Regions from separate parts of the Homo sapiens genome. Here region 2 is linked to region 1. Evidence: chromatin loops called from intact Hi-C (ENCODE). Cell type or tissue: HCT116. All regions are shown on one strand. Links, peaks and the distances in the headings refer to the core of each region. The heading gives the core; the rest is flanking DNA. Region 1 overlaps PNPLA7 (patatin like domain 7, lysophospholipase). Region 2 overlaps TOR4A (torsin family 4 member A).

Region 1 (14,916 bases), core at 3,413-11,412:
TTCAGCCTCCCGAGTAGCTGGGACTACAGGTATACACCAGCATGCCCGTGTAATATTTGTATTTTTAGTAGAAACAAGGTTTCACCATGTTGGCCAGGCTGGTCTTCAACTCCTGACCTCAAGCGATCTGCCCTCCTGGGCCTCCCAAAGTGCTGGGATTATAGGTGTGAACCACCGTGCCTGGCCCAACCCACCATTTTTAATGGGAGATAGTCTTTATTATTTTAATTTTTATAAAGTTGTTACAAAATACCGCAGATACGCAAAAAAGCGTGATGTTGCTGGGAATGGCGGTTGGCACCTATAGTCCTGGCTGTTCGGGAGAGGAAAGGAGATTGCTGAGCCTCGTAGTTCTAGGCCAGCCCAGACAACATAGCAGGACCCTGTCTCTAAAACAAGTAGGCATGACACAGCAAACAGGCATCTTAACTCGAACCCAGGTTATATAGTTTTAACCCTGGTTAGCTAGAACACAGGTTAGATGCACACTGCCGGCTCTGTTCACATTACCCACGTGTGCTCTCATTTCACCTTCTCTTTTCTTCAGAGATAGCTACTTTTCTGAATTTTCTTTGGTACTTATACAATATGTAGTATAATTTTGCTTGACTCTAAATCTCATAAATGGCATCACACCAGGATTCCTCACCTTTCCTAATTTGAGCAACATTATGAACGTGAGATTCATTGGCGTGAGTGGGTGTCGTTCTAGTTCAGTCGTTGACACCACCGTTGATTTCTCCGTGGCTGAGTGACAGCTGGGTTGGGTGTGATTGCTGGCTGCTACATACAGCACTGCCGAGATCTGAAGATGTGCAAGTGTGGGGAGCCCTCGGGGACCCCTGCCTGCCAGAGGAGCTGCGTGTCCACCTGGGCTTCCCAGCATCCAGCCTCTCCCTGTGGTTTTCACAGCTTCCTGATCTGGGGTGAGGTTATGAAGGCATGGTTTTTTGAAGTAAACAAGTGGATTTGAAATAAAACACACAAAAGCCATTTTTAGCAACAGCTGCTAAGTTGTTATTCTTTTTCCCCACCCGCCCCCAAACACACGCACGTGCTTTTCTCCCTGATTCCAGAGTGGAGATGAGACTTGCCCAGCTGATGCGGTTGGTGGGGGTGTCTCTCCCTTGAGTCTGGAGCAGGCCGTGATTTCAGTCGCTGGACCCCGGCTGTTGGGGCTGGCAGATGACTCCTCTCAACCGTTCTGTGCTTGTGTTTCTTGTGGTGTGGTGTAGCTCTCTTAGGGAGGAACTTGCTCTACATAAAGGTTTTGAAAGGAACGGAACAAAATTCCAAGTGGAAGAAAAATTGCTGAGTCTCAGAGATCGATTAGCATGTGCCAAGAGCTGAGTATCTGGTGTGCTCGATGTGCGGGGCCCGCAGCAGGCCTGAGTGTCGGCCAGTTGTGCTTTGGAGCCCAGCACCAGGAGATTGGGCACCCTCTAAGTTCCTTGTTTGGGTTCTCGTTTATGTGGCCTCGTGCAGGAAGGTACATTGGAATTCTCCTGAACAGCAGCAGCCGTGAGCCTGGTCTACACAGGTGAGCAGCTGCTGTTTGATTTAGTATCTGTGGTGATGTGTTAGGCATCTTCATTCAGGCTCTCAAAGAAGAAGGAAATTAAGATTTTATTTTTAACTAAAATAAATGGGAGAGTTACAGTTCTGCTGTGGCAAGGTAGTGCCACAACAGCCTGTCCTGCTGATTACAGTGAAAAACTCTGGACAGAATGCAGAAAACAATTCTTGGAGAACTCCGAAAATAAAGCCAGTAGACTGTGGATAGTCATCGTGGAGCCGCCACCCACGAGGGTTCTGCTTCCTGCTTTTTCGTTTTCTTCTGTTACTCATGGCCTTGCCTTGATGGTAGCCCAGTTATGGAGCAAAAGCCCTGATGGGAATCCTCCAAAAGCACCAGAAGAAGGGCCCCCAAGGGCCAGAGAGAGTGTGTGGATCTCAGGGAGGAGAGAGCCAGGGAAGTAGATGCACAGATTTTGTCTGTGAACCTGTACAAGGCTCAGGACAGACCCAGAGCAGCATAACAAAGACTTTGAAACTGTATTAAGATTCATACTTCAAGGCCAGGTGCGGTGGCTCACGCCTGTAATCCCAACACTTTGGGAGGCCGAGGCGGGCAGATCACAAGGTCAAGAGATCAAGACTGTCCTGGCCAACATGGTTAAACCCTGTCTCCACTAAAAATACAAAAAAATTAGCTGGGTGTGGTGGCGCGCACCTCTAGTCTCATCTACTCGGGAGGCTGAGGCCGGAGAATCGCTTGAACCCGGGAGGCAGAAGTTGCAGTGAGCCGAGATCATGCCACTGCACCACAGCCTGGGAAACAGAGCAAGACTGTATCTCAGGAAAAAAAAAATTCAAACTTCAGGCTGGGCGCGGTGGCTCACACCTGTAATCCCAGCACTTTGGGAGGCTGAGGCGGGCGGATCACATGAGGTCAGGAGTTCCACACCAGCCTGGTCAACATGGTGAAACCCCGTCTCTACTAAAAATACAAAAATTTAGCCAAGTGTGGTGGTGTGTGCCTGTAATCCCAGCTACTCAGGGGGCTGAGGCAGGAGAGTTGCTTCAACCCAGGAGGCGGAGGTTGCAGTGAGCCGAGATCGTGCCACTACACTCCAGCCTGGGTGGTAGAGTGAAACTCCGTCTCAAAAAAAAAAAAAAAAAAACAAAGATTCAAACTTCACCTCGAATCTCAGATTGACTCCTGAGTGGTGCATGTTCAGGGCAGAGCAAAGCATCAGAACCAAGGCTTTGAAAACAGAGAAACTGGAATCCACCATCCACAGATACAGACTTGTGGTCTGAACCCAACCAGCTTAATCGCCTGCTAAAACAAAGAAGGCAACATTCTCCGGAAAATTATATCCTAAACCCAGCCATTATAAATGATCACAGTGGATACAAATGGTCTAAATACAACAACAAGACAGACTGTCAGATTGGATGGAAAGTCCAAGCCCCAACTCTATGGTGTCTGCAGGAAAAACCCACTTTAAATATCAATACTTAGATGGAAAACAGAAGGTTGGCCTGGGCGAAGTGACTCACACCTGTAATCCCAGCACTGTGGGAGGCTCAGGTGGGAGGATTGCTTGAGCACAGGAGTTTGAGACCAGTCTGGGCAACATAGCAACCCCATCTCTACAAAAAATTTAAAATTAGGTTAGTGTGGTGGTACACACCTGTGCTCCCAGCTACTCAGGAGGCTAAAGTGGGAGGATTGCTTGAGCCTGGGAAGCTGAGGCTGAAGGAAGCTCTGAGTGTGCTGCTGTAGTATAGCTCAGGTGATAGAGTAGCAAGACAGTTTCTCAAAAAATAAAAAAGGCCGGGCGCGGTGGCTCACGCCTGTAATCCCAGCACTTTGGGAGGCCGAGGCGGGCGGATCACGAGGTCAGGAGATCGAGACCATCCTGGCTAACGCAGTGAAACCTCGTCTCTACTAAAAATACAAAAAATTAGCCAGGCGTGGTGGCGGGCTCCTGTAGTCCCAGCTACTGTGGAGGCTGAGGCAGGAGAATGGCGTGAACCCGGGAGGCAGAGTTTGCGGTGAGCCAAGATCGCACCACTGCACTCCAGCCTGGGCAAGAGAGCGAGACTCCATCTCAAAAAAAAAAAAGGCTGGAAGAAGATATATCATGAAAGCCCCAATTAAAAGAAAACTGGAGTGGCTATATTAGTATCAGACAAAGTCGATGTCAGATGAGATGAAGGAATATTACCAAGGATAAAAATGGACAACACGGCCAGGCGCGGTGGCTCATGCCTGTAATCCCAGCACTTTGGGAGGCCGAGGCGGGTGCATCACTTGAGGTCAGAAGTTCGAGATCAGCCTGGCCAACATGGTGAAACCCCATCTCTACTAAAAATACAAAAATTATCTGGAAATCACTTGAACCCAGGAGGCAGAGGTTGCAGTGAGCCACGACTGTGCCATGGCACTCCAGCCTGGGCAATGCTCATATTAGAAAATAAAACAAGTCTCAGATCAGTGACCCAAGCTTCTATCTTAAGAAGCTAGGAAAAGAAAAACAAATGAAACCCAAAGCAAGCAGATGGAAGAAACTAATAAAGAGCAGGAATCCATGAGATTGGAAATGCAAAACAAGAGAGAAAATGAATGAAACCAAAAGCTGGCTCTTGGAAGACGTCAGTAAAATGAAAAATCCTCCAGCCAGACTAGTGTAGAAAAGAAGAGAAGACACAAACTACAGATATTAGACATGAAAGAGTGCACATGTCTACAGACCCTACAGACATAAAAGGACTAATAAGGAAATATTTTGAACAGCTTTATGCCCATAAAATCAGCCACGCAGATTAAATTGACAAATTCCTTGAAAGGCACAAACTACCACAGTTCCCTCAGATATAGATTATCTGAATGGCTACTACTAAAGAAATCGAATCTGTAGCTAAAATCCTTCCCACCTGGAGAATTCCAGATCTAGATGACTTCACTGGGGAATACTTCCCAACATTTAGGACAATAAGGACAAAATATGCTAATTTTATACAAACTTCTCCGGAAAAGTAGAAGAGGGACTATTTCCCAGTTTAGTTTTTGAGGGTAGCAATACCCTAATACCTAATCAGACAGACATTACAAGAAAGGAAAATTTCAAACCAGTCACTCATCATTAGAAACATACATATCCTCAATGAAATATTAGAGATTTGAGTCCAGCAGTATATGGAAAAGGATAATACATCATGATCAGTGGGATTTATTCCAGGAGCAAAGCTGTTTCAACAGTTGAAAATCAGTTGATGTAATGTTCCATATTGACAGACTAAAGAAGAAAAGCCATCTGATTACCTTAATAAATGCAGAAAAAGTATTTGACAAAATTCAGCATCTGTTCACGATAAAAACTGTCAGCAACCAGAAGAGAACTTCCTAAATCGAATAAAGGACATCTGTACTAAAAAAATGAAAGCAAACATCGTGCCTGATCGTGAAAGACTGAATATTTTCCCTTGAAGATTGCGAACAAGCCAGAGTGTGTGTGTGGGTTTTTTTTTGTTTTTTTGTTTTTTTGTGGTTTTTTTTTTTGTGAGTCGGAGTCTTGCTCTGTCTCCCAGGCCGGAGTGCAGTGGCGCAATCTTGGCTCACTGCAACCTCCGCCCCCTCTGATTCAAGCAATTCTCCTGCCTCAGCCTCCCAAGTAGCTGGGACTACAGGCACCTGCCACCACACCCGGCTAATTTTTGTATTTTTAGTAGAGACGGGGTTTCACCATCTTGGCCAGGCTGGTCTTGAATTCCTGACCTCGTGATCTACCTGCCTCGGCCTCCCAAAGTGCTGGGACCACAGGCATGAGCCACCATGCCTGGCCAAGTGTGTGTTCTTACCACTCCTGTTCAGCATCGTATTGGAGGTCCTCAGAGCAGTAGGGGAAGAGAAAGAAAGAAAAAGCATGCAGATGGGAAAAGAAAAAATAAAAGTCTCTATTCCCAAACATGATTATCTAGATTGAAAATCCTGTGGATTCTATAAGACAACTACTAGAACTTATGGTTTATCAACATACGAAAATAAACTGTATTTCTCTATATTAGCAATGAAGAATTAGGAATTGAAATTTAAAAGTAACAGCAATTATAATAGCATCCAAAACTGCAAACTTGGGAGTTCCCAGGCCACTCACACTTGTGACCAACTGGTTACAACTTCAGGGATTCCTGTGACCCCCTCAGATTCAATATTCTAGAACAATTCACATTTGTACTACAAAGGATGAAAATCGGCCAGGCGCGGTGGCTCACGCCTGTAATCCCAGCACTTTGGGAGGCTGAGGCGGGTGGATCATGAGGTCAGGAGATTGAGACCATCCTGGCTAACACGGTGAAACCCCGTCTCTACTAAAAATACAAAACATTAACCTGGCATGGTGGCGGGCGCCTGTAGTCCCAGCTACTTGGGAGGCTGAGGCAGGAGAATGGCGTGAACCCGGGAGGCGGAGCTTGTAGTGAGCTGAGATCGCGCCATTGCACTCCAAAGTGAGACTCTGTCTTAAAAAAAAAAGGATGAAAATCAGGATCAGTCAAAACAGTCAAGAGACCCACAGAGTGAGGTCTGGCATGGTCCAGCCATGAGGCTCCCGTGTCCTTGAGCTATGCCATCCTCCTTGTGGGCGGCAAGCCACCCAGGTGCCGAGGCAAGAGACCGAGGGCACGAGCTGTTACAGTATAATAAAGAAAATATACAGAATAAGAATAGTTATACTGGAACTAGAATATAGATATGATGATATATGAATATTAATCATTAGTTTGTAGCATTACTCTTTGTTCCAATATTATAATAATCTCTGTTCTACAATTATAACCTGGGAAAAACCAGGCCATACAGAGATAGGAGCTGAAGGGACATGGTGAGAAGCGACCAAAGACAAGTGTGAGCCTTCTGTTATGCCCAGACAGGGCCACTAGAGGGCTCCTTGGTCTAGCGGTAACGCCAGTGCCTGGGAAGACACCCACTGCTTAGCAGACCAGGAAAGGGAGTCTCGTTTCGCCAGGGGAGTTAGAGAAGACTCTGCTCCACCACCTCTTGTGAAAGGCCTGACATCAGTCAAGCCCGCCCGCAGCCATCCGGAGGCCTAAACGTCTCCCTGTGATGCTGTGCTTCAGCGGTCACGCTCCTGGTCCACTTTCGTGTTACGCCCTGTACACCTGGCTGTGCCTTCTAGATAGCAGTAGCAGAATTAGTGAAAGTATTAAAGTGTTTGATCTCTCCGAGAAATACATAGAAGAAATAATGACATAAGCTGTCCCCATTCTCTCTCCGCCTCGGCTACCAAATAGGGAAGGGCCCCCTGTCCGGTGGACACGTGACTCACGTGACCTTACGTATCGCTGGAGACGACTCACACTTCTTACCTGCCCCCTTGCCTTGTATCAAATAAATAACAGTGCAGCCAGGCATTCGGGGCCACTACCGGTCTCCATGCCTTGGTGGTAGTGGTCCCCTGGGCCCAGCTGTCTTTTCTTCCATCTCTTTGTCTTGTGTCTTTATTTCTACGATCTCTCATCTCTGCACATGAAGAAAAAAACACACAGGCACAGTAGGGCTGGACCCTATACCTCCTGGCACACTGATGTGTGTTGCCACCCAGGGACGTTTGCCTGAACTTTGGCTGTGTGATCCAACTCGATGTCTAGCTTCCTCCCCTCCCCGCAGGTGGGAGGTTGGGCTGACACCCCTGGATCTAGTCACATGCTTGGTCTTCCCTGCATGGCCAGCTCCCTCCTGAAACTTCTGGGTTGGGCCTTGCCGCCAGGAGTCACCTGCTAGCATAAACCCAAGTGAATTGCACTGTGAATAAAAAGACACTTCCAGGAGCTTCTAAGATCTTGAGGGCTTTCTCCTGGGAACTGAAGACAAGACCAGCTAAATTCTTTATTATGCGACATGGTGGCACCAACTGCTGGTGAAGACAGGCATCCACGGAAACTCATTCCACGGGGCATCCAAGGAAACTCATTCCACGGGGCATCCACGGAAACTCATTCCACGGGGCATCCACGGAAACCCATTCCACGGGGCATCCACGGAAACTCATTCCACGGGGCATCCACGGAAACTCGTTCGCTGCTGGTGAGAATGCAAAACACAGGGCATCCATGGAAACTCACTCACCGCTGGTGAGAATGCAAAGCACGGCAGCCGCTGTAGGAGACAGTTTGGTAGTTTCTTATAAATGTGAGGATACGTGTTCCGTACAACCTACAAGTCCCATCCCTAGGTATTTAGCAAGAGGGATGAGAACTGTGTCCACGCAAACACTGGGAGATGCATATTTATCAAGCAGCTTTATTTAGAATTGTCCCCAGTGGAAACAACACAAATATCCTTCGACTGCTGAATGGACGGAGACCCTGCGAGGCCTTCACGAGGAGACACTGCAAGGCCTCCATGAGGCAGCCAGCACTCAGGAGCCAAGGCACAGGCCTCTGGCAGACGCGCCACCGTGGGGGAATCTCGACTGCTGAATGGACGGAGACCCTGCGAGGCCTCCACGAGACAGCCAGCACTTGGGAGTCAAGGCAGAGACCTCTGTCAGACATGCCACCGTGGGGGAATCTCGAGTGTGTCACACCGCTGAGGGAAGCCTCCACACTCTGTGCCTCCATTTATGTGACATTTTGACAAAGGCACAACCACTGGGACAGAAGACGGGGGAGCATTGCCAAGACCCAGTGGTGGGAAGAAAGGAGGTTGCGAAAAGGCTGCCAGGGGCATTGGAGGTTGGGATTGTTCTGTTTCTGTGGTGGGGGTGAAAATGCTAGAGGTGTGCACCAAAAAGGGTGAATCTGCCTCTGCATGCAGGTGACGGCGTGATGTAAACAGAAGGCTTTTCTCTCTAGAGCCAACTAATTTCCAGAATAATCTGAGCCAGGCGTGGTGGCTCACGCCGGTAATCCCAGCACTTTGGGAGGCCGAGGTGGGCGGATCACGAGGTCAGGAGATCGAGACCCTCCTGGCTAACACAGTGAAACCCTGTCTCTACTAAAAATTCAAAAAACAAATTAGCCGGGCGTGGTGGCGGGCGCTTGTAGCCCCAGCTACTGTGGAGGCTGAGGCAGGAGAATGGTGTGAACCCGGGAGGCGGAGCTTGCAGTGAGCCAAGATCACGCCATTGCACTCCAGCCTGGACGACAGAACGAGACTCTGTCTCAAAAAAAAAAAAAAATCTGTCTCTGCAGGCAGGTGACGGCATGGTGTAAACAACAGCCTTTCGTCTCTAGAGCCAACAAGTTTCCAGAAGAATCTGCCTGCATGCAGATCACAGCGTGATTTAAAAACAGCCTTTTCTCTCTAGAGCCCACCAATTTCTAGAAGATGGAAACCACGTCACTCACTGGGGCTTTTCCTGGGCTCTTTCCTTGGCCGTGTGGAGCTCTGCTGGCCACATCCACGCGGTGAGCCACTGTGGCTCCTCACCTGGGCCTCGTGCGACCCGGCAGTGCGCGCTCCCTGTCCTAGGCGGTGACCCCACTGTGGCGGTGGGCATTTGACAGTGGTGGCTCCTGACCCTCTCGGTGGCCTTTTTAGGAAGCCCGCTCAGGTTGGTGTCTGGCACGCCCTTTGGCGAGGGGTACCGACGCTGATGTCGGACGTAGAGTAGGACGCTGGTGAGCTGGTCCGTGAGCCTCAGTGGCAGGTGGGAGTGGTTGGAACTCCCCATGGTGAGTGCCCAGGTCTGGTGGGGTGGCTGCCTGCGGGCCTCCCCTCACCCACATTTCATCGTCAGCCAGTCCTTCGCCGCACATGTCTTGGACAGTCAAAAAACGTGTGCAGCTGGTGCCAAAAGCAGCACTTTGCACAGCCCAGCCTGGGAGGGAGAATGGAGCCGTGTGACTGGGCAGCAGGCGGGGCCTCCTCCAGGGCTTCCAGGAGCCTTGGCATTCCCTGGGGGGTTGGCCAGGCCCACAGAGTGGGGACTGATGGAGCTGTTGTTACAGGGCCATGCTGCACCTTACAAAACGGTCTCCGTCCGCGCGGCCATCCCGTCCACCATCCTCCGGCTTCCAGCTGCGGCTTTTCATGGAGTTTTTGAGAAATATCCGGAAACTCTGGTGAGGGTGGTGCAGGTGAGTCACTTTTTCAGACAACTCTTCTAGCTGCTGTGGGTCACCCTGGGGGGGCCTGGGCACTGGTTTGGGATTTGAGTGGGTTTATTGCCCACTTACTTTCTCAGTTCTGAGCTTTACAGCCATGAAGGTGATTTCAGAGGAATAGAGAAATCAACTTCATTGGCGGGACTTACCACTGGTGTTGTGGGATTCTGAGTGGGTTCGGGAATAATGAAGGTTATATTTTAAAAATCTGGGGCCGGGCGCGGCGGCTCACGCCTGTAACCCCAGCACTGTGGGAGGCCGAGGCGGGCGGATCACGAGGTCAGGAGATCGAGACCATCCTGGCTCACACGGTGAAACCCCGTCTCTTGGCCGGGCGCGGCGGCTCCCGCCTGTAACCCCAGCACTGTGGGAGGCCGAGGTGGGCGGATCACGAGGTCAGGAGATCGAGACCATCCTGGCTCACACGGTGAAACCCCGTCTCTGCTAAAAATACAAAAAATTAGCCAGGCGTGGTGGCGGGCGCCTGTAGTCCCAGCTACTCGGGAGGCTGAGGCAGGAGAACGGCATGAACCCGGGAGGCGGAGCTTGCAGTGAGCCGAGATGGTGCCACTGCACTCCAGCCTGGGCGGCATAGCGAGACACCATGTCAAAAAAAAATTGTAATATATATCTTAAAATAAAAATGAATGTTCACAATCTCAAAGAGGTCTTAAGATCCCTCACTACCCCCAAAGAGATTTTTACATTTTTATTAAACTTCTCACTTTGGAGTAACTTTAGATTTATAGAAAACTTGCAAAAACAATGCAGTCTTCATGTGCCCCTTGTCCCATTCCCCGTGATGTGAACGTGTTACTTGACCGTGGTGAGGTGTCAAGTCTGCGGGGTTTTTCACCCTGAGAGGGTTCGGTCTGTGGCATCTGCAGGGTTTGGGGCACGGTTCTCAGTGCTCTGTGTGGTGCTGCCGGGGGCCCGCCCTGTACCCCAGGCCGGTGGTCACCGCGCAGCTGGCGTGTTCTTGCAGATCATCATGGTGCGGCTGCAGAGGGTGACCTTTCTGGCTCTGCACAACTACCTCGGCCTGACCACAGAGCTCTTCAACGCTGTAAGTGAAAACCACCTCACAAAGCCCCATGCTGCTCCATGCAGCTGGCATCGGGACAGCTATTGGTTGGCACGGCAGGCGCCCAGTGCCTGGTGGGGCAGTGCCAGCAACAGCTGTGGTCTTCCCAGTTGCTGGTCATTAGGACTTTGGGAGGGGCTGGTTGTGCTGTGTTTATTCTCCTACCTTAAAGCACCTGCTAGTCAGTTTGGAGGCTTGATTCTCCTGGGGCCTTGTGTTCCAAAATCTCTGATCCGTTGGACTTGGGAAAGGTGGAATTCCTTCTCCGATGATGGAGTTGTCCCTCTGGAGGCCCACACGGTTGTGAACAGCCGCCTGGTGCCTCTGCAGCTCCCATTCAGGACTCTGTGATGAGTCTTCCTTTGGTCACCTGTGTTCTGTAGGACATCGGCAGCCACACACACGCTCCTTCCCTTTCTGGCCCTGCAGGCTGCACACTGAGCTGACAGCCCTGTCCAGGAGAGGCTGCCCCTCCCCATGCCCATCCCATGGGGTCCCTACAGCCATGTCAAGCAGAGGCTGCCCCTCCCCATGCCCGTCCCATGGGGTCCCTATGGCCACGGTCCAGCAGAGGCTGCCCCTCCCCATGCCCGTCCCATGGGGTCCCTACAGCCGAATCCAGCAGAGGCTGCCTCTCCCCATGCCCGTCCCGTGGGGTCCCTACGTCCGCGTCCAGCAGAGGCTGCCCCTCCCCATGCCCGTCCCATGGGGTCCCTGTTGCCAGCACTCCCTGTGTGTTGCCCTTGACAGCTCCTCCTATCTGAACCGGGTGGGGCGGAGCTGACCCTGAACTGTGACGCGTTTGGAGGGTACAGCGCATTGTCAAGGGCACAAGGCTGTCAACCCCGGCTCTCCCTCCTCCTGGCGGTGTGACCCTGGGAGGCACTTGGCCGGGACGTGGGACGGTCCCCACCTAGCCGAGCTCTCGTGGGAACTGAGTGAGACCAGGGTTTCGTGCCCTGCTCCATCCCCACTGCCCAAAACAGTAGCCTGATATGCGGAGGGCTCTCTTTAGTCATGGGGCAAGTGGAGCTCGGTTAGTAAAGGCCCAGCACGCATTAGTCTTTAGTATGTGCATTTCAGTTGGAAATCATAATTCTGATGACATTTTAGGGCTTGTCGTCTTCAGTTGTTGACATTAAGGGAATATCTTTTTGTTTTCTACATTATCTTTTGTTTTAATGAAGAGTATTAAGGTTCTGACAATTTGGGGCAGTATGTTGACTTGATCAAGTGTTTGAGACAGGGCCTAGGGTAAAAGCAGGCTGAGCTTGGTTGCCTTAAACAGACCAGTCCTTTTCTTGAATAACTGGATTTCTGGGTTGATGATCGGCCTCTTTCCATTGCCTGAAATGTAGCTTAAACTTTGCCTTGAGAGGCCCACACCTGTCACACCTTTGAGAGGCCCACACCTGTCACACCTTTGAGAGTCCCACACCTGTCACACCTTTGAGGGGCCCACACCTGTCACACCTTTGAGGAGCCCACACCTGTCACACCTTTGAGGAGCCCACACCTGTCAGTGGGTGTGGGGTGTTCCTGGGGTGGCACTGAACTTCCTTCTTGTGTCCCAGGAGAGCCAGGCCATCCCTCTCGTGTCTGTAGCCAGTGTGGCTGCCGGGAAGGCCAAGAAGCAGGTGTTCTATGGCGAAGAAGAGCGGCTTAAAAAGCCACCGCGGCTCCAGGAGTCCTGTGACTCAGGTACTGTCCTGCACCAAGGAGGGCAATGTCCAGCCCCAGAGTCCGGGGGATCCTGCTCCCACTGCCTCAGGTCACCCCAGGTCATCTTGCACATGCCTGAGGCCACCACACACATCCCCGGGTCACCTCACACGGCCCAGGTCACCCTACAAGTCCCACAAGTCACCTCACATGCCCCCCAGGTCTACTCACACGCACCCCAGGTCCCCTCACGTGCCTCAGGTCCCCTCACACGTGCCCCAGGTCACCTCACATGCCCCCCAGGTCTCATCAGATGGCCCCCCAGGTCTCCTCACGTGTCCCCATCTCCTCACATGCGGGCTGGATGTCCTCAGACCTCCCCAGGTCTCATCAGGTGTGCCCATCTCCTCACATGTGGGCTGGATGTCCTCAAACCTCCAACGGTCTCATTACGTGTGCCCGTCTCCTCACATGAGGCCCGGATGTCCTCAGACAGGCCCAGGACCCTTCACCCTCCATTCTTCAGTTGTTCCCAGAATTCTCCCTGCGTGCTTGGCCTGGGCCAGGTGCCTGGTGGGGAGTGGGCCTCCCGCGATGGGCTCTCACCCGCTGTTCTGAGTGCTAACCGGGGGGCCTGAATCTGAGGAGGAAGCGGTCGGGTGCGGCGTGCACTGCATGAGTCACCCCACGACGATCTGTGTGATGGAGTTAACAGCCACCCTACAGATGAGGTGCGCGCTTGGTTATTTATAGCCCATCATGTTCCCAAAAGAATTGAAGTGACTAACAAAAGTATGTGAAATTAAATGAAGCAATGCTGATGAGAGTGAGGAGAGAATGGAGTGAGCAGAGTGGAGTGAGTGAGTGGGGGATGGAGTGGACAGAGTGGAATGAGTGAGTGTGGGATGGAGTGAGTAGAGTGGAGGGAGTGAGTGGGGGATGGAGTGGACAGAGTGGAGTGAGTGAGTGGGGGATGGAGTGGATAGGGTGGAGTGAGTGAGTGAGGATGGAGTGGACAGAGTGGAGTGAGTGAGTGGGGGATGGAGTGAGCAGAGTGGAGTGAGTGAGTGAGGATGGAGTGAGTAGAGTGAAGTGAGTGAGTGGGGGATGGAGTGAGTAGAGTGGAGTGAGTGAGTGGGGGATGGAGTGGACAGAGTGGAGTGAGTGAGTGGGGGATGGAGTGGACAGAGTGGAGTGAGTGAGTGGGGGATGGAGTGGACAGAGTGGAGTGAGTGAGTGGGGGATGGAGTGAGCAGAGTGGAGTGAGTGAGTGAGGATGGAGTGGACAGAGTGGAATGAGTGAGTGGGGGATGGAGTGAGCAGAGTGGAGTGAGTGAGTGGGGGATGGAGTGGACAGAGTGGAGTGAGTGAGTGGGGGATGGAGTGGACAGAGTGGAGCGAGTGAGTGGGGGATGGAGTGAGCAGAGTGGAGTGAGTGACGGGGGATGGAGTGGACAGAGTGGAGTGAGTGGGGGATGGAGTGAGCAGAGTGGAGTGAGTGAGTGGGGGATGGAGTGGAGTCAGTGAGTGGGGGATGGAGTGAGCAGAGTGGAGTGAGTGAGTGAGGGATGGAGTGGACAGAGTGGAATGAGTGAGTGGGGGATGGAGTGAGCAGAGTGGAGTGAGTGAGTGGGGGATGGAGTGGACAGAGTGGAGTCAGTGAGTGGGGGATGGAGTGAGCAGAGTGGAGTGAGTGAATGAGGGATGGAGTGGACAGAGTGGAGTGAGTGAGTGGGGGATGGAGTGAGCAGAGTGGAGTGAGTGAGTGGGGGATGGAGTGGACAGAGTGGAGTGAGTGCGTGAGTGGGGGATGGAGTGGACAGAGTGGAGTGAGTGAGTGAGGGATGGAGTGGACAGAGTGGAGTGAGTGACGGGGGATGGAGTGGACAGAGTGGAGTGAGTGAGTGGGGGATGGAGTGGACAGAGTCGAGTGAGTGAGTGGGGGATGGAGTGAGCAGAGTGGAGTGAGTGAGTGGGGGATGGAGTGAGCAGAGTGGAGTGAGTGAGTGGGGATGGAGTGGACAGAGTGGAGTGAGTGACGGGGGATGGAGTGGACAGAGTGGAGTGAGTGAGTGTGGGATGGAGTGGATAGAGTGGAGTGAGTGAGTGTGGGATGGAGTGGACAGAGTGGAGTGAGTGACGGGGGATGGAGTGGACAGAGTGGAGTGAGTGAGTGAGGGATGGAGTGGACAGAGTGGAGTGAGTGACGGGGGATGGAGTGGATAGAGTGGAGTGAGTGAGTGGGGGATGGAGTGGACAGAGTGGAGTGAGTGAGTGAGGGATGGAGTGGACAGAGTGGAGTGAGTGAGTGTGGGATGGAGTGGACAGAGTGGAGTGAGTGACGGGGGATGGAGTGGACAGAGTGGAGTGAGTGAGTGAGGGATGGAGTGGACAGAGTGGAGTGAGTGAGTGTGGGATGGAGTGGACAGAGTGGAGTGAGTGAGTGTGGGATGGAGTGGACAGAGTGGAGTGAGTGACGGGGGATGGAGTGGACAGAGTGGAGTGAGTGAGTGAGGGATGGAGTGGACAGA
Region 2 (14,916 bases), core at 3,172-11,171, 240 kb after region 1:
GCAGCCCCTAGAAGGACCCCCAGACGAGGGTCTGGAAAAGTGACCCCTTCATAGTCCTAAACAAGCAGTTGGCAATGGTGTGCCGTTCTCCACGCGGTCCGATGGGAAAGGGAGGCCCTGAGCCGCAACGAGTAAGTAGATAGTCAGCAGGACCACGTGGACGCGACCAACCACAGGTCACACTTCGGACGGGAGCAGGACCCGGCGCCCATCCCTCAGGACCGCCGAGAGCCGGGCCCTCTGGGCCGCAGGTGCCGCTACCTTAGCCATGGAGCCGCAGCAGAGGAGGCCGGCGCTGGAATTGCAGGCTCGTCCTGGCTGCCCCGCCGCACTCCTCTCACGGAAGTGGCTGTGCCGGAGGCGCGAGAACAGAACTCTGTTCAGACGCTCGCGTGCTCGGAGAATGGAGCCTGGAGACCTGGTTCACACCCGCTATGTGTTTAAATGGATAAAACGCTCCTCAGGTCTGTGAGCCTGCAAACAAGGTCCCCACTGCCATCTGCTGGCCCCACAGACAAGAACCCACACAGGAATGAAGCCCAAAATATCCCATAAACTTTCCAAAGAGAAATGACAAAACTGAAATAGTAGTGGTGTCAAAACACAGTGTACTTCTCAGCCCAATGAAGCTGGGATGGGTGGCCCAGGGAGCCCCAGACTTCATGGATAGGCTTTTCGTTCACATGGCTCAAAATGGCACCCCAGATCCAGCCATCACATCTGCACTCCAGCCAGCAGAAAGGAGGCAGGGCCCTCTTCTTCAAGGATGCCTCCCAAAAGTTGTGTTGCCACAGCTGCTCACATCCCATTGGCTAGAACGTAGTCATACGACCCACCTCACTGCAAGGGAGGCTGGGAAATGTAGTCTTTAATCTGTGAAATGTGCCCGCTTAAAACGGAGCCATGGAGGAAGAAGGACTAGCGATCTGGGGGGTAGGGGTTGGGTGGGCGAAAGGCTGTGCCTCCCTCGGTGGCGTCAACATCCTGGCCATGTTGTCACATGCACTTGCTGGCAAAATTCCCAAGCCATGCGCTCACAGTTTGTGCAGTGATGAGTGTGGCAAACACAGCTCAGTTAAAAATAAACATCATTTTATAGATTAGCTGAAGAATACAATGTCCCACGAGACTATGTGGCCATCAGGAAATTAACTTTTCTGACCTAATGGCCCAGGAAGCACTGCGGGCAGCGTCTCGCCCCGTGTAACGCAGCACCCGCAGAAGTGCCCGGGATCAGCCTTTGCCTCGGCGGGATCCTGGTTCCTGGTTCTTCCAAGGGCATGGCGAGGTCCCCGCTCCCTTATCTTGAGGAAAGTAATAAGTAACCCAGCTCTTTCAACTCCCAAGGTTACTTTGTCAATAAAGTGCGCCTTCTCAAGTCTTCCCCTCGGTCTCTTTACGGACTGTTTCTTTTCATTCGACTCCAGACGGAAAGAAAATCGTTAGGTTTATCATTCACATTCCTAAACGTCAGCGTTAGGGTGGTGTAATTTACATGCAATAAAATGCACCCCTTGAGGGTGTGGCAAGTCTTGATGGCTGTTTACACCATGTAACCCACACCACAATCACAATTATATAAAGATATTATTAAAGCCAAGAAAGTTCTCCCGGCCCATCCCAGTCAATTCCTCCTGCCCCAGATCACCACCCATCCGACTTCTAGCACCGTGGATTCACGGCGCCTGTTCCAGAGCTTTCTCTAAAGGCATCACGTGGCACGCGCTTCTTTTGTCCTGCCCCTGAAACTCGTCGCCATGCTGTTGAGATTTGTCTGTGTGGTTCGTGTTTCCCTAACTTCTGCAAGGTGTAGCCTCTTTTTTTTTTTTTTTTTTTTTTTTCGGAACTCGTAAAATCTGGCTGGTGCGCCACAAACACAGGCTCATGTTCCCGGGTAGTTTTTCAGTTGGCACACTCATCCTCCTCCAGAAAGGAACTGCGTCACGAGGACACCCTCCTGGAATCCCAGAGCGTGGCACCGGCCAGCTCTTGTGTCCCCAACAGGGGCCCCGCCATGTTCCCTGGTAGTCCGTCTCCCCTCCCAGGCACTGAGCCCAGGGACTGGAAATCCAACCTCGGAGGGTTGCAGACCCGGCAGCTCCGGTGCAAGGCTCTTCCCACCGCAGACCAGGCCTGAGATCTGGGGCCTCTCCTTTGCCAGAGGAAGGAGGAATGAGCTGCCTACCAGGCACTTTGCTAGGACGAATATGTGAATGTCGAGCCTTGCAGGGCGCAAAGTCAATGCACAAAAGCCAATTGTGATTCTATATCCTGTCAACATTCAGAAAATACCACTAAAATAGCATACGGCAAAACATAAAATGCTTAACAAAAAAATTAATGAAAGTGTGTAATGAAAGATCTCTCCAATGAGAACTATAGAACATTGCCAGAAACTTTTTTTTTTTTTTTTTTTTTCAGATGGAGTCTCGCTCTGTCGCCCAGGCTGGAGTGCAGTGGCCTGATCTCGGCTCACTGGAACCTCCGCCTCGCGGGTTCAAGCGATTCTCCTGCCTCAGCCTCCTGAGTAGCTGGGACTGCAGTCGCCCGCCACCACGCCCGGCTAATTTTTTGTATTTTTTGTAGAGACGGGGTTTCATCGTGTTAGCCAGGATGGTCTCGATCTCCTGACCTTGTGATCCACCCTCCTCAGCCTCCCAAAGTGCTGGGATTACAGGTGTGAGCCCCTGCACCTGGCCGAGAAATTCTTTTTTAAATCTGAATCAAAAGAGATACGTATCATGTTCACTGCCTAGAAGACTTGATAGTGTTATAAGTGCTCCCCAAATTCATCTACAGATTCAATGCAATCACAGTCAAAATCCAGCAGGCTTTCCGTGGAAATTGGCTAGATGATTTTTAAAATTCATTTGGAAACACAAATGTCAAAAAAATAAACAAAATAATCTTGAAAAGAGGCCGGGTGCGGTGGCTGATGCCTGTAATCCCAGCACTTCGGGAGGCTGAGGCAGGTGAATCACCTGAGGTCAGGAGTTCAAGACCAGCCTGGCCAACATGGTGAAACCCCATCTCTACTAAAAACACAAAAATTAGCCGGGCGTGGTGGCGGGCACCTGTAATCCAGCTACTTGGGAGGCTGAGGCAGGAGAATTGCTTGAACCCTGGAGGCAGAGGTTGCAGTGAGCCAAGATCGCACCATTGCACTCCAGCCTGGGCGACAAGAGCAAAACTCCATCTCAAAATAATAATAATAATCTTGAAAATAAAGAACAGGCTGAGCATGGTGGATCACACCTGTAATCCCAGCACTTTGGGAGGCTGAGGCAGGTGGATCACTTGAGGTCAGGAGTCCAAGACCAGCCTGGCCAACATGGTGAAACCCAGTCTCTACTAAAAACAGAAAAATTAGGCCGGGCGCAGTGGCTCATGGCTGTAATATCCCAGCACTTAGGGAGGCCAAGGCGGGTGGATCACCTGAGGTTGGGAGTTCAAGACCAGCCTGACCAACATGGAGAAACCCTGTCTCTACTAAAAATACAAAATTAGCCGGGCATGGTGGCGCATGCCTGTAATCCCAGCTACTCAGGAGGCTGAGGCAGGAGAATCGCTTGAACCCAGGAGGCGGAGGTTGTGGTGAGCCAAAATCATGCCATTGTACTGCAGCCTGCGCAACAAGAGCAAAACTCTCTCAAAAAAAAAAAAAAAAAAAAAAAAAGGCCGGGCGCGTTAGCTCATGCCTGTAATCCCAGCGCACTTTGGGAGGCCAAGGCGGGAGGATCATCTGAGGTCAGGAGTTCAAGACCAGCCTGGCCAACTTGGTGAAACTCTGTCTTTACTAAAAATACAAAAACTAGCCAGATATGGTGGCAGGTGCCTGTAATCCCAGCTACTCGGGAGGCTGAGGCAGGAGAATCACTTGAACCCAGGAGGCAGAGGTTGCAGTGAGCTGAGATCATGCCACTGCACTCCAGCCTGGGCAACAGAGCCAGATGCCGTCTCAAAAAAAAGAAAAAAAAAGGTTTGGATCTTTGTGTGTGTGTGTGTTTGTATGTATATATGTTTAAATGTGTTTATGTATATGTACAGGTATTGTTATATGTTGTATGTAGCATGTTACCAAATTGGCCTATAAGTAAATGGATACTCATAAGTTAAGTCCAAATGTCTATCAGGTTCACATGAATTTTATAATCTTTGGTAAATAAAATGTTTTTTTATTTGTTTGTTTGTTTTTGAGACAGAGTCTTGCTCTGTCACCCAGGCTGGAGTGCAATGCTGCCGCCTTGGCTCACCGCAACCTCTGCCTCCTGGGTTCAAGCGATTCTCCTGCCTCAGCCTCCCAAGTAGCTGGGACTACAGGTGCGTGCCACCACACCTGGTTAATTTTTGTATTTTTGGTAGAGATAGGGTTTCACTATGTTGGCCAGGCTGATCTTGAACTCCTGATCTCATGATTTGCCCGCCTCAGCCTCCCAAAGTGCTGGGATTACAGGCGTGAGCCACCATGCCAGGCCAAAAATAGTTTTTAACTTATTGGTAAAATAAAACTAGAAATATCAGGCTGGGCACAGTGGCTCATGCCTGTAATCCCAGCACTTTAGGAGGCTGAGGCAGGTGAGTCACGAGGTCAAGAGTTCAAGATCAGTCTGGCCAACATGGTGAAATCCCGTCTCTACTAAAAATACAAAAATTAGCCAGGCGTGGTGGCAGGTGCCTGTAATCCCAGCTACTCCGGAGGCTGAGGCAGGAAAATCACTTGAAGCCAGGAGACAGAGGTTGCAGTGAGCCGAGATTGTGCCATTGCACTCCAGCCTGGGCGACAAAGCAAGACTCCATCTCAAATAAATAAATAAATAAATACATACATAAAAATAAATTCTACTTAAAGCCAGGTGTGGTGGCTCACGCCCGTAATCCCAGCACTTTGGGAGGAGGCAGGAGGATTGCTCGAGCCCAGCTGTTTGAGATCAGCGTGGCAACATAGTGAGACCTCGTCTCTAAAAAAATTTTTTAAACCTGGCCAGACGTGGCACACGCCTGTGGTCCCATCCACTTTGGAGGCTGAGGTGGTAGGATGGCTTGAGCCCAGGAGGTTTAGGCTGCAGTGAGCCATGATTGCACCCCTGCACTCCAGTCTGGGCAACAGAGAGAGACCCTGTCTCAAAAAATATATATGTGGGGACCGGTGCGGTGGCTCACGCCTGTAATCCCAGTACTGAGGGAGGCCAAGGTGGGTGGGTCACCTGAGGTCAGGCATTCAAGACCAGCCTGGCCAACATGGAGAAACACTCTCTACTAAAAATACAACAATTAGCTGGTATGGTGGCGCATGCCTGTAATCCCAGCTATTCGGGAGGCTGAGGCAGGAGAATCGCTTGAACCCAAGAGGCGGAGCTTGCAGTGAGCCGAGGTCACGCCACTGAACTCCAGCCTGGGTGACAGAGTGAGACCCTGAAAAAAAAATAAAAAAATAAAAATGAAACCCACTAACTAGGTTTTGTTAAAGATTTACAGGAGCAAGGGCCGGGCATGGTGGCTCACGCCTGTAATCCCAGCACTTTGGGAGGCCAAGGTGGGCACATCATGAGGTCAGGAGATCGAGACCATCCCGGCTAACATGGTGAAACCCTGACTCTACAAAAAATACAAAAAAAAAATTAGCCGGGCATGGTGGCAGGCGCCTGTAGTCCCAGCTACTTGGGAGGCTGAGGCAGGAAAATGGCGTGAACCTGGGAGGCGGAGGTTGCAGTGAGCCAAGATTGCACCACTGCACTCCAGCCTGGGCGACAGAGCGAGACTCCATCTCAAAAAAAAAAAAAAAGATTTACAGGAGCACTGTGACCTGACCAAGGACAGAGAAGTGGCCACAGCCTCCTCAGACCCTCGCTGGCACCCAGATGTGTGTGGTCCTCGGTCCCTCCCACCCTCGCTGGCACCCAGATGTGTGTGGTCCTCGGTCCCCTCCTGATCCCAAGCCCTGCACATAGTTTCTCCACATCCCCCATCCCATGAAAACCCTCCTGCCAGCATGGAAAATGTAAGATACTGGTTCAGGACACTAGGTCTCCAGGTCTCCATCTTCTCGGTTTGCTGGCTCTCCAATTTCTTTTTTTTTTCTTTTTTTTTTTTTTTAATTTATTTTTTTATTGATAATTCTTGGGTGTTTCTCACAGAGGGGGATTTGGCAGGGTCATGGGACAATAGTGGAGGGAAGGTCAGCAGATAAACAAGTGAACAAAGGTCTCTGGTTTTCCTAGGCAGAGGACTCTGCGGCCTTCCGCAGTGTTTGTGTCCCTGATTACTTGAGATTAGGGATGGGTGATGACTCTTAACGAGCATGCTGCCTTCAAGCATCTGTTTAACAAAGCACATCTTGCACCGCCCTTAATCCATTTAACCCTGAGTGGACACAGCACATGTTTCAGAGAGCACAGGGTTGGGGGTAAGGTCACAGATCAACAGGATCCCAAGGCAGAGGAATTTTTCTTAGTGCAGAACAAAATGAAAAGTCTCCCATGTCTACTTCTTTCTACACAGACACGGCAACCATCCGATTTCTCAATCTTTTCCCCACCTTTCCCGCCTTTCCATTCCACAAAGCCGCCATTGTCATCCTGGCCCGTTCTCAATGAGCTGTTAGGCACACCTCCCAGACGGGGTGGTGGCCGGGCAGAGGGGCTCCTCACTTCCCAGTAGGGGCGGCCGGGCAGAGGCGCCCCTCACCTCCCGGACGGGGCGGCTGGCCGGGCAGGGGGGCTGACCCCCCCCACCTCCCTCCCGGACGGGGCGGCTGGCCGGGCAGAGGGGCTCCTCACTTCCCAGTAGGGGCGGCCGGGCAGAGGCGCCCCTCACCTCCCGGACGGGGCGGCTGGCCGGGCGGGGGGCCGACCCCCCCACCTCCCTCCCGGACGGGGCGGCTGGCCGGGCAGAGGGGCTCCTCACTTCCCAGTAGGGGCGGCCGGGCAGAGGCGCTTTTTCTTTCCTTTTCTATTTTTTTATTATTTTATTTTATTTTATTTTTTGAGAGTGAATCTCATTCTGTCGCCCAGGCTGGAGTGCAGTGGCGCGATCTCGGCTCACTGCAAGCTCCGCCTCCCGGATTCACACCATTCTCCTGCCTCAGCCTCCCAAGTAGCTGGGACTACAGGCACCTGCCACCAGGCCTGGCTAATTTTTTGTATTTTTAGTAGAGATGGGGCTTCACCATGTTAGCCAGGTTGGTCTTGATCTCCTGACCTCGTGATCTGCCCGCCTCGGCCTCCCAAAGTGCTGGGATTACAGGCGTGAGCCACCGTGCCTGGCCCAAATATTCTCTTCTTGTAAGGACACCAGTCACATTGCATCCTGATCCACAGTACTCATTTCAGCCTTAAAAAGGAATGGGCGGCTGGGCGCCGTGGCTCACACCTGTAATCCCAGCACTTTGGGAGGTCAAGGTGGGTGGATCATTTGAGCTCAGGAGTTCGAGACCAGCCTGGGCAATGTGGCAAAGCCCCATTTCTATAAAAAATACAAAAATTAAGCAAGCATGGTGGTGCACACCTGTGGCCCCAGCTGCTTGGGATGCTGAGCTGGGAGGATCACTTGAGCCCAGGAGTGCAAGGCTGCAGTGAGCTATGACTCTACCACTGTACTCTAGCCTGGGTGACAGAGTAAGACCCTGTCTCAAAAAAATAAAAATTTTAAAAAAAGAAAAGAGGCTGGGCTCGGTGGCTTACACCTGTAATCCCAGCACTTTGGGAGGCCGACACAGGTGGATCACCTGAGGTCAAGAGTTGGAGACCAGCCTGGGCAACATGATGAAACCCTGTCTCTACTAAAACTACAAAAGTTAGCCAGGTAAGCTACTCGGGAGGCTGAAGCAGAAGCATCACTTGAACCCGGGAGGCAGAGGTTGCAGTGAGCCGAGATCACGCCACTGCACTCCAGTCTGGGCAACAAGAGCGAAACTCCGTCTTGAAAAAAAAAATAAGAAAAACTACGACGCTCTACGCTCATCCTCAGAGGCAGAAGGGCAGAAATCACCAGCTCACACCCCCGGGCAATGGCCACGTGCTGGAGCGCCTTCCATCCCCGTTCCCTTTCCAGCCTCCAGAAACTCCACGAGGTCCTGGACATGAGTCTGCATCTCTTGGGAGGTGCTGAGTGGGTGTCTCTCCCTGAGCTGCACTGACACCTGCTGGAGGCTCTGACGGCCTCAGTCCACGAAGGCCCATGGCAGGGACTGCTCCTTGTAGCTCATCCATCACCAGCTCCACACAGTCAAAGACCTTCTCCTGGGTCAGGTGCAGTGGCTCACGCCTGTAATCTCAGCACTTTGGGAGGCCAAGGCAGGCGGATCACCTGAGGTCAGGAGTTCAAGACCAGCCTGACCAACATGGTGAAACCCCATCTCTACTAAAAATACAAAGTTAGCCAGGTGTGGTGGCACATGCTGCAATCTCAGCTACTTGGAAGGCTGAGACAGGAGAATAGTGTGAACTCAGAAGGCGGTTACAGTGAGCCGAGATCGCACCACTGCACTCCAGCCTGGGCGACAGAGCGAGACTCCGTCTCAAAAAAAAAAAAAAAAAGAACACAGTCTGGGCCAGGTGTGGTGGCTCAAGCCTGTAGTCCCAGCACTTTGAGAAGCCAAAGCAGGAGGATCCCTTGAGCCCAGGAGTTTGAGACTAGCTTGGGCAACATAGTGAAACCTCATCTGTACAAAAAATGAACAAAATTAGCTGGGCGTGGTGACATGCACCTGTAGTCCCAGCTACTCGGGAGGCTGAGGCAGGAGGATTGCTTGAGCCTGTTGCTATGTGCTTGAGCAATGTGCTATGATCATGCCATTACACTCCAGCCTGGGCAACCGAGTGAAACTCTGTCTGGAAAAAAAAAAGTATACTGTAGTTTCACTTCAACTTCAGAAATTCTGACTTTGGTTGATCCTCTGAACATGTAATCGCAGACACTCAACCTGATAGTGCAACAAAAACTGATCCCAAGCCTGAGGCTCTGAAGAAACCTCTGCTATGGATTCCTTCATCTCAACCACAGGTATTGCCAGAAACAAATCTGATGCTTTTTCTTTTGGGTATTCAAAACATTTTTGTAGATTTTCATTGCTTTCCATTCTGTCTACAAAATGTTTCAAATCTTCAGAAAGAGAAGATACATTGGCTTTAAAACTTTCAAGGTGAAGCCAGGTGCGGTGGCTCACGCCTGTAATCCCAGCACTTTGAGAGGCCGAGGCAAGAGGATTGCTTGATCTCAGGAGTTCGAGACCAGCCTGGCCAACATATAGTGAAACCCCGTCTCTACTAAAAAAATACAAAAATTAGGCCGGGTGCAGTGGCTCACACCTGTAATCCCAGCACTTTGGGAGGCCAAGGTGGTGGATCACCTGAGATCAGGAGTTTGAGACCAGCCTGGCCAACATGGAGAAATCCTGTCTCTACTAAAACTACAAAAATTAGCTGGGCGTGGTGGCACATGCCTGTAATCCCAGCTACTCAGGAGGCTGAGGCAGGAGAATTGCCTGAACCCAGGAGGCAGAGGTTGCCGTGATCTGAGATTGCACCACTGCACTCCAACCTGGGAAACAGATTGAGATTCATCTCTCAAAAAAAATTTAAAAAAAAAACTTTCAAGATGGAAAACAATTTTTTATATATAATAAAGAATTGAAAGACAAAAAAAAAAAGAACCAAATGGAAATGGAAAGTTTGGAGTTAAAAAGCACAAAAACTGAAATGAGAAATCCACTAAAGAGGTTGAGCAACAGATTTTTTTTTTTTTTTTTTGAGATAAGTCTCGCTCTGTCTCCCAGGCTGGAGTGCAATGGCTCAATCTCGGCTCACTGCAACCTCTGCCTCCTGGATTCAAGTGATTCTCCTGCCTCAGCCTCCCGGGCAGCTGGAATTGTATGTGCTCGCCATGCAATTTGAGACTAGATCAATAGAAACTACCCAATGTGGGGCCGGACACGGTGGCTCATGCCTGTAATCCCAGCACTTTGGGAGGCCGAGGAGGGCGGATCATGAGGTCAGGAGATCGAGACCATCCTGGCTAACATGGTGAAACCCCGTCTCTACTAAAAAAATGCAAAAAAAAAAATTAGCCAGTCATGGTGGCAGGCGCCTGTAATCCCAGCTACTAAGGAGGCTGAGGCAGAATGGCGAGAACCCGGGAGGCGGAGCTTGCAGTGAGCCAAGATTGCGCCACTGCACTTCCAGCCTGGATGACAGAGCAAGACTCCATCTCAAAAAAAAAAAATGCAAAAAACTAGCCAGGCGTGGTGATGGGCGCCTGTAGTCCCAGCTACTTGGGAGGCTGAGGCAGGAGAATGGCATGAACCCAGGAGGCGGAGCTTGCAGTGAGCAGAGATCGCGCCACTGCACTCCAGCCTGGGCAACAGAGCGAGACTCTGTCTCAAAAAAAAAAAAAAAAACAAAAATTACCAGGACATGGTGGCACACGCCTCTGGTCCCAGCTACTCAGGAGGCCAAGGCAGGAGAATCGCTTGAACCTGGGAGTTTAAGGCTGCAGTGAGCCAAGATTGCACCACTAGCTGAGATTGCACCACTGCCCTCCAGCCTAGGTGACAGAGTGAGACCCTGTCTCAAACAAACAAACCAAAAAAAAAAAAAAAAGCTTTATTTCAAAAAGTTTGCCTAGGGCCAGGCATGGTGGCTCACGCCTGTAATCCCAGCACTTTGGGAGGTCTAGGCTGGAGGATCACTGTAAGTGGGGAGTTTGAGACCAGCCTGTCCAATATGGTATAACCCTGTCTCTACTAAAAATACAAAAATTAGCTGAGCATGTTGGTGCGTGCCTGCAATCCCAGCTACTCGGGAGACTGAGGCAGGAGAATTGCTTGAACCCAGGAGGTGGAAGTTGCAATGAGCCGAGATCATCGCACCATTGCACTCCAGCCTAGACAACAAGAGTGAAACTCCGTCTCAAAACAAAACAAAACAAAAAATTAGCTGGGCATGGTGGCACACACCTGTAGTCCCAGGTACTAGGGAGGCTACAGCAGGAGAATCCCTTGAACCCAGGAGGCAGAGGTTGCAGTGAGCCAAGATCGAGCCACTGCACTCCAGCCTGGGCGATAGAGCAAGACTGTCTCAAAAAAAAAAAATCAATAAAATTAGACAATTTAGATGAAATGGACAAATTCCTAGAAGTTCCAAGAAAGACACAAATTACCAAAACTGACTCAGGGACTTTGCAGATGTAGGTAAGTGTGGACCTTGGATGGGAAGATAATCCGTTATTACCCAGGTGGACACATTTACTTATTTATTTTATCTTTTTTGAGACATAGTCTCACTCTGTCGTCCAGGCTGGAGTGCAGTCGCAGGGTCTTGGCTCACTGCAAGCTCCACCTCCTGGATTCAAGCGATTCTCCTACCTCAGCCCCCCAAGTAGCTGGGATGACAGGAACTCGACACCACATCCGACTGATTTTTGTATTTTTAGTAGAGACAGGGTTCCACCATGTTGGCCAGGCTGGTCTTGAACTCCTGACCTCAGGTGATCTGCCCGCCTTGGCCTCCCAAAGTGCTGGGATTATAGGCGTGAGCCACTGCGCCTGGCCCAGGTGGACACATCTAGTCACATGGGTCTTTAAAAGCAGAAAACTCTTCCTGGCTGTGGTCGGAAGGATGCAGTGTTGCTGACCTTGAAAAATGCAGAGAATGGCCAGGCGCGGCGGCTCACGCCTGGAATCCCAGCACTTTGGAAGGCCGAGGTGGGAGAATCGCTTGAGCCCAGGAGGTCGAGGCTGTAGTGAGCCACAATCACGCCATTGCATTCCAGCCTGAATGACAGAGAGAACCTGTCTCTATTAAAAGAAAAGAGAAGCCAGGCACGTTGGCTCACAACTGTAATGCCAGCATTTTGGGAGGCTGAGATGGGTAGATCACCTGAGGTCAGGAGTTCGAGACCAGCCTGGCCAACATAGTGAAACTGAGTCCCTACTAAAAATACAAAAATTAGCTGGGTGTGGTGGTGGGCGTCTGTAATTCCAGCTACTCAGGAGGCTGAGGCAGGAGAATTACTTGAACCCAGGAGGTGGAGGCTGCAGTGAGTGGAGATCACACCACTGCACTCCAGCCTGGGTGACAGAGCGAGACCTTGTCTCAAAAAAAAAAAAAAAAGTCATTATGATGTGCACACACAGATCACGAGGGTTACTACGTAATGACACATGGCAGATGTCAAAGAATAACTCAGAGACAACTGCACAGAAACAGTTTCTGCACATATGAGGGAGAGCAGCTATGACATTTGGGATCATCTGGTTAGCTGGCAACTTCCCGCATGTCCAGCCTGGGTCATCTGCCCTCAGCACCTGTCCAGGGCAATTAAAGAAAATACTTTAGTTATTTATGGATTTCCTGGAAAGCCCGGATGTTTGAGCTGCAGACTGCATGTGAGCCCCAATCCTTCCATCAGCCTCCAGGTCCACACCACTTCCCCATTCAGAAGTTTCTCAAAACAAAACAAAAAACAAAACTCTCGATCAGCATGTCCTATTAAATAGAAGCTTAGAGAGAAATGGATAAATCTACCATAAATCTACAATTAGGGAAAGATTTCAGCATCCTCCTCAATTATTAACAGACCAGACAGACAAGAAACAAACCAAACAGTAGGTCGTCAGATTTGAACCACACAATTTATTAACAAGCATGATTTGTGGCCTCGTTTATTACCAGCCCCCACCCCAGCACTTGGTGCACATTCTCCTTAAGCGCAGAATTTGGCCTCAAGGTAATATTTTAGGAATAAATAAAAAGAGGCCGGGCACGGTGGCTCACACCTGTAATCCCAGCACTTTGGGAGGCCGAGGTGGGCGGATCACGAGGTCAGGAGTTCGTGACTAGCCTGGCCAACATAGTGAATCACCGTCTCTACCAACAATACAAAAAAATTACCCGGGCGTGATGGCGGGCGCCTGTAATCCCAGCTACTCGGGAGGCTGAGGCAGGAGAATCGCTTGAACCCAGGAGGCAGAGGTTGCAGTGAACCGAGATCGTGTCATTGCACTCCAGCCTGGGCAACAAGAGCAAAACTCTGTGTCAAAAAAAAAAGAAAGAAAGAAAGAAAGAGATAAAATTTCCCCTTAGGTCTGGACCTTTTGATACAAGCCGATGCTCAGCGGGTGTTGTTGACTGACAGGTGGATGAATGGCCCACGCTTGCCGGCAGGTGACACCTCCAGGTGGGTGCTCTGTGGGAAGGGGAGCTGACAGTCCTGGGGGTCCTGCCTGGGGAGCAGTGGGCACCCCAACATTCACCCATGCAGGGACTGGCAAACACACCCCCACTCTGCAGCTCTCTCTGTTACCACCTTGAAGCCAACACGAAGGCCAGACCAGAGCTGGGTGTCCCTCTGTGTGGGCTCCTGGGACAGATACTCGCCTGGGAGAGGTGGGGCTCCTTCTCCCAGCTCCTTCCCCTAGCCCTGGGGTTGGGGTGGACAGAGCTGGGCTGAACTCAGCCCTGGTTCCCAGCGCTGGCTAGCCGGTCCTGCACAGCCCCAGGAGGCAAAGGTTTCCTGGTAGCCCCCACCCCCACCCCGTGGAGCCGGACCCCTCCCCAAGACTCCAGGAGCAGCGGGAGTCCTCAGGACCCTCTGGGCAGGACGGGGCAGCCCTCTCGCTAGCGCTCCCGCCCTGGGCCCAGGACCTGCGCGCCGAGCTCGAGCTCCGCGGAGCCGCTGCCATCCGCCCAGAGATCCCAGACTTTCAAGCGGCCTGAATCCCCGTCTCCACTAGACGGCCCTCGCCCCCGACCACAGACACCAACCACCAGGGCGAGAATGGATGCGAGGCGGGGGAGAGAACAGGACACCCTCCGGGAAGCCGCAGGACCTCTGCTCAGGGAACTAGCGGGGCCCCTCCGGGGACACCGGCGCTGGTGGGCGCGGTCTCCGGGCTGAGTTCAGGCCTCGGGGCCGGAGGAGTCCCACTTGCCAGGGGCGCCCGCCGTGTGCGCTCGACTCGGGGCTTCCGGCGCGGCCCCGCCTCCACCTTCGCGGTGCCCCCACCTCGACGGCGCCCCGCACCGGCGTGAAACCTCCTCGCTGCCCTCTGAGCCCCTTTCGGGACTGGTCATCGCCGCCCCTGCGCTCCTCCCGGGCAGGCCCGGGTTGGGACTGCAGCGGGGCCGGCGGCGGGGACAGAGGATCGGGGCGGCCTGGGGGACTCAGGGCCCAGCCGCGCGCTCAGCCCCCGGCGACCACAGAAGCCACCGGCTGGGCCGGGCGCGCCACAAGGCGGCAGCAGCGGGGCTGCCGGGTGCGTCCCAGACACCGGGGCTGTGGGAGGAGGCGAGAACCGTCCCGAGGCAACCGCCGGCCCCGAGGAGACATGGCGCAAAAAACGCCCAAAGCACCTTCCCCTAAAGCCCCCGTGGGCGCGGTGGGCCCATCCACGGGAGGCGTCCAGGAGGGCTTCCGGGAGGCGGCGCGTGGGGAGTGTGGGGTGTGGGGTCGACTGGCGTGGGGAGGGCGCTCTGCGCAGAGGGTGCGGGTGGGCGGAACTCGGGGCACAAAAGGCCCCAGGGAAAGGGAGGTCGCGCAATCGTGGTGACCAGGGGACTGGCCACGGGCTAAGGGTCCCACGTGCGGAGAAGAGGGGGATGGGGAGAGGCCTAGGCACCTCCCGCTTGCCCCGCGGGCTCTCGGTCACCCAGTAAGCCCAAGCCAGGGCTGGCGGGCCCGGGGTTGGGGGGTCCAGGAAGGAGGGGGAGAGGCTGCCTGAGGCGCCTCCGCCTCCGCTCCCCTCCCCTTACTGTCAAGACACTCCAGCCTTGAGCTCCTGAAAACACGACCTGAGTGAGGGGTGGGGTGGGTGGAGAAGGCAGCCAGAGCCCCAGCACTGTCATGGTTGGCTGTGGCCTCCTCCGGGGTCATCTCCAGGGGGGCCGGAATGAGAACCCCACTTCAGCACTGAGCAACACG

Evidence for each region. Hi-C counts contacts between places; a loop is a spot of excess contacts. Peaks named below come from ENCODE experiments on the same cell type or tissue, not always from the same donor. Only the 100,000 strongest peaks of a DNase experiment are listed, where the experiment ranks them.
Region 2: a loop joins it to region 1, with 5 times the contacts of the local background. A loop is called at or near these places in 54 of 110 quality-filtered maps.

The regions. Positions count from the first base shown.
Region 1 is chr9:137,517,425-137,532,340 of GRCh38, reverse strand. It overlaps PNPLA7 (patatin like domain 7, lysophospholipase), which reads left to right. Exons shown (of 35, transcript NM_001098537.3): 9 at 9,484-9,612; 10 at 10,625-10,705; 11 at 12,298-12,424. Among named protein-coding and RNA genes, the nearest start is that of PNPLA7, 26 kb to the left of the region's middle. In HCT116, for the core only: no CTCF peak of the experiment used is centred there; a DNase peak (open chromatin) is centred at 6,562.
Region 2 is chr9:137,280,335-137,295,250 of GRCh38, reverse strand. TOR4A (torsin family 4 member A) reads right to left here. Exons shown (of 2, transcript NM_017723.3): 2 at 12,610-14,916. Among named protein-coding and RNA genes, the nearest start is that of TOR4A, 10 kb to the right of the region's middle. RefSeq lists silencers at 1-5, 8,382-8,481, 14,060-14,299 and an enhancer at 8,032-8,081. In HCT116, for the core only: a CTCF peak has its summit at 8,139 (motif pointing left); a DNase peak (open chromatin) is centred at 8,110.